Linked DNA regions of Homo sapiens: region 1 is linked to region 2. Evidence: chromatin contacts called from ENCODE Hi-C or POLR2A ChIA-PET data. All regions are on one chromosome and are shown on one strand. Each heading gives the region's core, a stretch centred on a gene start or an enhancer-like site at or near the end of the contact. The rest is flanking DNA. Distances are from core to core; before and after follow the strand shown. Region 1 holds the start of ZNF239 (zinc finger protein 239). Region 2 has its middle 20 kb from the start of RASGEF1A.

What was found. A loop is a pair of places that touch in the nucleus more often than their neighbours do. ChIA-PET counts read pairs that join two places held with the same protein, here RNA polymerase II (POLR2A). Pooled maps may share reads with other maps.
Region 1: a loop to region 2 is called in a pooled map, with 2.1 times the contacts of the local background. The contact joins the promoter of ZNF239 here to the enhancer-like site in region 2. A Hi-C loop is called at or near these places in 1 of 168 maps with a recorded cell type or tissue (naive thymus-derived CD4-positive, alpha-beta T cell) and 5 of 50 pooled maps. POLR2A ChIA-PET finds 5 or more read pairs at or near these places in 2 of 52 experiments (CD8-positive, alpha-beta T cell and OCI-LY7).

The regions. Positions count from the first base shown.
Region 1 is chr10:43,572,638-43,576,069 of GRCh38, forward strand. It overlaps ZNF239 (zinc finger protein 239), which reads right to left and starts at 1,979. Exons shown (of 4, transcript NM_001099282.2): 1 at 1,903-1,979; 2 at 1,000-1,040. RefSeq lists a silencer at 1,702-1,761.
Region 2 is chr10:43,285,422-43,288,837 of GRCh38, forward strand. No RefSeq gene overlaps it. Among named protein-coding and RNA genes, the nearest start is that of RASGEF1A, 20 kb to the left of the region's middle. RefSeq lists an enhancer at 413-921. Within about 2 kb of position 2,055, at least 14 of the 41 ENCODE cell types and tissues checked have a DNase peak (open chromatin) inside an H3K27ac peak, as active enhancers do; they include CD8-positive, alpha-beta T cell, where a contact is called at or near this core.

The sequences.
Region 1 (3,432 bases), core at 729-3,228, 290 kb after region 2:
TAGCCGAGTTAGAGCTCTCCACCATAAAACGCCAGGACAGGGCAAAGAGGGGGCCGACCATCTCAAACACCATGGGATTCTAAGTGGGGGCTGACCATCTCAAATACCCTGGGAGTCTAAGGGTTAATTTTGAGGTAACCTCCTACAGATGGTTTTATGGGGACAACTGAAAACTCTCTTTAAAAAAGTACGACTTGGTAATTTAAAATTTACTGGAACAGTTAAATATGTAGACATGCTAGTGAAAGAGAACAAATCAACCTGAGTATAAAGGATGAATAACTCATTTTACCTACCCTAGAGACACTTATAGTGTATAGAGAGATATTTCACAATAAACCTTTGGATGTACAAAGATCAACAGAATAAAAAAGGAGTGAAACTCTCCTTTCACTAGGTCTGGAAGAGAGAAGGAAGCTTAGTTCTTAAAAAACACCACAGAGAGTTCTGATGCATAGCCTAGTTGAAAAGCATTTCTAGAGTGATTTTGTAACCACTGTGCTGCCATTTAACGAATTTCCTCGTTTTTGACTCATAGTTAATAAATTATCACTATTAATATGCATTTTTTTGTGTACAGGTAATATAATATGTTCATCAAGATGGTAAGCTCCTTGAAGAAAAGCACCGTGGTTTATCATTCTATCTGTTTTGCTGAGACCACTTAGCACTGGGATGAGTATGGAATAGCTTGGAATGACTTTCAATGTGAGTGAAATGTCTGGCAGGAAAAGGCAGGCTTTGAGAGGCTCCCCAGGAGGGCACAGCCCACTGCTCTGAGGAGTGGAATAAATTCTTGGAGGCAGGATGGGCCAGTGAAAACTCTCTGTGCAGACCCTGGTGACATCATCTGCTAGCTACATGTCCTTAGTATCTTAATGTCCCTACATCCATAGCTATAAAATACCGTACTGGGGGCCTGACAATAAAGAAAACAACACATGGCACAGGGACATTTCAGGGAGATGGCATTTTAGGAGAAATGGAACGCCAACTCACCCGGACCCTGGTCATTTCTTACTCCCAGAGGGGATGGATTCCTGGAAAGGCAGAGTTAGGGAAAGAGAAAAAGCCATGAAAATCAAGTCCAGCAAGACTGCGGGGAAAAAGTTACTCCGCTCCTGCCTCTGACGCTTCTTCAGTCACTTCCACCCACACTCCCTCCATCAGGTGAGAGGTGAAGCATTTTCTGTCACCACCTTCATCTCTCTCCACAGGGCTTTCGATTAAACAAGCCAAGTTTTCCCCCCAAAACCAAGAGGCTAGGTAAATTCCGCAGCCGCCGGCAGCTCGAAGCCGTGCCCATTTCCTCTGACTTTCCCGATCTCTGTCCTAAAGTTCTAGTTAAGAGGAGAAGCTTCTCGGGATGGATTTCGGTTGCCCAAGACGCCTTCCCCGACCTCATTCTCAGGAGCCTGGCTCGTTCCTGCGGTGCGGGGGCTCAGATGCAAGCTCTTTTCAGCGAAGGCAGTGCTGCGGACAGAAACCTCAGTCTCTTACAGGAGCCCCCGTCCGTCGCCTAACGTCCACCGAAAACCCCCCTGCAATAACGCCCGTCACAGGCGAGGAAAAGGCCGGCGTGGCCAACCACGAAGCCCCCAGCCGGCCCAGGCCAGAGCTCGGCCAGGAGGGAGGAGGGGCCATCGGAGGCGCGGCCGCTCAGCTGCAGGGCCCCACAGGCTTCGGTGTGGCCGCAGCCCGGCCCCGGGGGCGCAGCAGCTCGGAAATGCGGCGCCGGGACACACGTGCCGCCGCGGGCCGCGCCTCCGCTGGTCGCGTGCCCTACCATCGCCGCCCTCCCGGCTTCCGCAGCTCGGCGGCCCAGCGCCTTACCCGCGGCACACCCATTTCCTGACCCCTGAACGCCTCTGCCAGCGGCTGGGGAAGCCCGGCCAGTCTCACCTCCCACGTGGAACCCCACGCCTGCAGGGGCCAGATTCCGGATGCTGACCGCTCGCGCGCCTAGGGCCCCGAAATACAAGTCCCAGCAAGCCGCGGGCGAACCACGCCCACTTCCGGCGCGGGCCCCTGAACTCTGCGCTGTGCGGAGCGGGATTCTTGGGCGGAGGGGACCATCTTTGAGTCAGCGACGCGTGTATTCAAGTCCTCCTCCTCGTTTTTTATTACAAACAAATAAGAATTATTTTAGGAATACCTGTTAAGGTGATTTTCATTTGTTAAAATACTATTGGGGGAAAAGGATGTAAATACCCATAATTTCATCTTTACCTTTCAAAACATTCTGAAGTGAATATTTGCCATTCGGCATCTTCCATCTCACCTCTGAAGTTCATCCATTTAACAGATATTAATTGAGAGCCAACTGTGTACCAGGAGCTGTTCAAGATGCTTGCACAAAAGTCACTGCCCTATTCTAGTTGGGGAAACAAGCAATCCATAAATATAGTAAATATATGGCGTCGTGTGTGTCATGAGGTGGTACTGAAAGCATAGAGCTGGGCGGGGTGTGGCGAGGTGCGTTTGTGGGTGTGTAGGACTGGAGGTGTACTTTGCAATTTTAAATAGGGGATCTTGGAACAAACACAGGAGGTGAGGGAATTAGACAAGTGGCTCCCAGCAGTCAGAACTCTCCTAAACGCACACAAGGGTTGTTGATACCAGGATTTTACGTTTATTTCACTTCTCACCGAGTGACACAGAGCTACCCATTTGGTCTTTTCCCAATTCCTTTCTTTCAGATTTATTTTGGAGAGGAAAGAGATGTTGCCTGGACCTCTCTTCTACATCCTCCCCCTTCCTTGGTGTATTAGTTTCCAATTGCTGTCACAACAAATTAACACAAACTTAGTAGTATAACAAACATGTATTCTCTTAAACTTCTGGAGGTGCCAAGTCTGAAATCAAGTTTTACTGGGCTTTATAAAGTCAGTGTTGGTGGGGCTAGTTCCTCCTGGAGGTTCTAGATGAGAATATTTCTTTGCCTTTTCCAGTTCCCAGTGACTATTTGCATTCCTTGGCTTATGGCTCGCTCCTTTATCTTCAAAGTGCATGACTGCAACCTCTGCCTTCATCATCACATCACATGCTCAGGCACTGGCTCCTCGTGGGTCCTTCTAATAACGACTGTTGTGATTACATCAGGCCCAGCTGGCTAATCTGGGATAATCTCTTGACGTCAAGATCCTTAATTTAATCACATTTCAAAAAAAATCCCTCTTGCCATAGAAATTAACATCCACAGCTTCTGGGGGTTAGGACATGGACATATTTGGGGGACTATTATTTTCAGCCTGCGATGCTTGGAGAGGCCCACGTCCCCTTCGGTCTCCTCCTCAGAGATGCTGTCTTACCTTTTGCCTGGGGAACACAAAATGTCTCCCTTGGACCTTACTCCTCTCCTCATTCTTCATTGGAAAACCACAGAGCTTTTCCCTATTTAGATTTACCACCCTTGCCCTGACCTTCACTTCC
Region 2 (3,416 bases), core at 805-3,304:
TTTGTCAGAATCCAACTTCTGTCCCTGCTCACAGATTAAATCACTCATTTCTAATTGGGATGGAAAGCTCCTGCATGGGTGCCACTGTGAATGGCATTGTTTTTCAACTAAACGGATCATAACTGATCAGGAAGGGTTCTCCACACTTCCAGTGCTTCCCGGAAGCAGCCAGTGGATGCCAGGTTGCGGGGGAGGCTTAAAGCAAAGGCCCCTAGAGAAGCCGCAAGAGGGTTTCCAGGGCCAGGTCAGACCGTGTTACCATACCCCATGCACATGCGGTGTGCAGCACAGGGCAGGCTCTCAGCACACACTTGCTGAACAAATGAGGGGGGTGAATTAATGAATGGAGGGAGGAAGCAGGAGCGGACATGGGAAATGCAGAGAAGACTCACATTAGTTTAGCCAGGCAAGATGACCCTCAGGTCCCAGAACACGCTCCTCACTGGGGAGGACAGGCAGCCATTTCGCAGAAGAGACAGCCTGAGGGGTTGGGAGGCTGGCTGCAGCCCATGGCAGGGACAGGCCAGAGCCCAGCCTTCTGCCTGGGCTTGGATGGGTCATTGTCAGGCCCCCAGCCATTCTGCCAAGAGAACTGGGGTTGGGGGAGGCTTCCTATGGTGACCCCAGGAAAGGAGCCACAGCTGGCCCTGGGGGTGGCCCCTAAACCCCTGCCTGGGCTAAGGGATGGGAGAGTAAGCTTCTGCCTCATCCCAGGGCAGAGGGTGGCTTTGCTCAGGGAGCATCCTGCAGCTGGGCTACTGCTCCTAATTTTCACGCCTTGTGTGACCCCACCCTCGCCAGCCCTCCTTGAGGGCAGTGGGGCAGCTGAGCCTCTCCCCCATGCTCTGGGGCTGGTTTGGTGGAGGGGACCACACCAAGGGGCTGTGGATGCTGAAGCGAACTCCCAACTCTACTTGCAGCATAGCTGACACCGCGTGATGAAGCCAAGAGCGCAAACTGAGGCCTGGTCAAGCTGGGGAGAGGGCACAGGAGACAGAAAAGGATTCTTTCAGAGGGAGTGGGAGCGGGACAGGGAAAGAGGAAACAGAAGCGGATGTGGAGAAAGAATAATCCCGCCCCACCGAGGACTGTGGGGTGCTATGGGCTGCTCCACAGGGTGCATGTCTGTGCACGTGTCTGCGAGGGCACCTGTCGGTGTCTGGCGTGTGTACCCAGAGTGCAAAGGTGGCATACTCAGGCGCACTCGGGCACCCCCTGCAAGACAGCAGAGCTTGTTGGAATCTCTGGAACCCAGAGCGGGGAGGTGCTTGGCCTTCTTTGCTCCGGTGAGTCCCCACAGACCCTACAGGCCTGTGGCACAGGCACTGACCAACCAGGCCACAGGGAGTTGATGAGACCCTGTGACACCTGAATGCACCTCAGTGCACAGGTGCCTCCCAAGCATGCCCTGTGTTCATTCCCATGTTGGCCTTTCAGAGAGGAATGTTCTACCCATTTTACAGAGGACAGGGGGAGACCAGTGAGATCAGTTTTCTAGTCCCGTATTGCCACAAATGGGAGGCTGAGCCAGGAGGATCCCTTGAGCCCAGAGGTTCGAAACCAGCCTGGGCAACATAGGGAGACTCTGTCTCTACAAAAAATTAAAAAGTAGCCTGGTGTGATGGTGCATACCTGTAGTCCCAGCTACACAGGAAACTGAGACAGGAGGATCACTTGAGCTCGGGGAGTCGAGGCTGTAGTGAGCTGTGTTCACACCACTGCACTTCAGCCTGGGTGACAGAGCGAGACCCTGTCTCCAAACAAAAACAGTAACAACGAAAAGAGACTCCTGGGCTGTGCTGCAGGCTCTGGGAGGAAGCAGCAGAGGGGCCTGGGCTCCGAGGGCTTTGAGACCCTGGAGAGGACCTGGGAGTCAACACCTGTCCTCCTCCTTCACTTGCTCCAGGACAGGGTGGAAGTGTAGGCATTTGGGCTTCAGAGGCCAGGCGGAGTCTGGAGCAACCCCAGGCAGCAGAGTGGCCCCACTCCAGGAAACTCCTCCAGGTGAGCCCACAACTGACCACAAGGCTTGCCCTGCCCCCATGTGCCTTGGGCAGAAGAAACAGAACAGTCACACCGGTAAACAGGAAGTGGAAGGGCGAGGAGGAGCCCAGTCGTGAGTCACTGTAATTTAAACACCCAAGGCAGACAAGTAGCACAAAAGAGGAAACCAACACATCTCATGGAAAACACATTCAGGGACCCAGAGCTAATACAACAAACAGAATAAGACTTTAGAATAAGTATAATTAATATCCACAGAGAGATGTGCGTAAATAGGAAGCCAGAACATATTCCACTGCAAATCTTGACAGCATCCAGATTGGAAAGGAAGAGGTAAAACTCTCTGTTTGCAGATGATGAAATCTTGAATATAAAAAGTACTAAGGAACACACACACACACACACACTCACAGCTAATAGCAAGTTCAGCAAGGCTGTAAGGTGCAAGGTGAATATGCAAAAATCGGTCATATTCTATACACTAGCAATGAACAAACTGAAAATCAAATTAAGAAAACAATATAATTTGGAGGGACACCATAACAAAATGCCACCAATTGGGTAGCTTATGGGTAGCTTACAAATATATTGTCTCATAGCTCTGGAGGCCAGAGGTCCAAAACCAAGGTGATGCAGGGTTGGTTCCCTCACAGAAGGCCGTAGGGGAAAGCTCTGTCCCAAGCCTCTATCCTTATTTCTGATAGCTCCTTGGCTTGCGGCAGCAAAACCCCAGGCTCCACATGCAGTTCTCCCTGTGTGCCTGAGCCTGTGTCTGTGTCCAAATTTCCCTTTTAATAAGGACACCAGTTACATTGGATTAGGGCCCACCTTGTTCCAGGGTGACCTCATTCTAAGTCAATTATTTGCATCTGTAGTTACCCTATTTCCGAATAGGGTCACATTCTAAAGTACTAGGAAGTGAGACTTCAGCATATGAATTTTGGGGAGATATAGTTCAACCCATAACAAATTCTGTTCACAAGGGCATCAGAAAGAATAAAATATTGACCGGGCACTGTGACTCCCAGCACTTTGGGAGGCCAAGGCAGGAGGATGGCTTGAGGCCAGGAGTTTGAGACCAGCCTGGGCAATATAGCAAGACTCTATCTCTACAAAAAATATATACATAATTAGCTTCTCAGGAGGCTGAAGCAGGAGGCTCACTTAAGCCCAGGAGGTTAAGGCTGCAGTGATCCGTGTTGGCACCACTGCACTCCAGCCTGGGCAACACAGAAAGACCCTGTCTCAAAAAAATTAAAAGACTGAAAATTTATGAATAAATTTAACAAAAGAAGTGCAAAACTTGTACACTGAAAACTATAAACACAGTTGGGAGAAATTAAAGAACACTTAAATAAATGGAAAGACATCCACATTCATGGATTGGGAGACTTAATATGGTTAAGACGGCA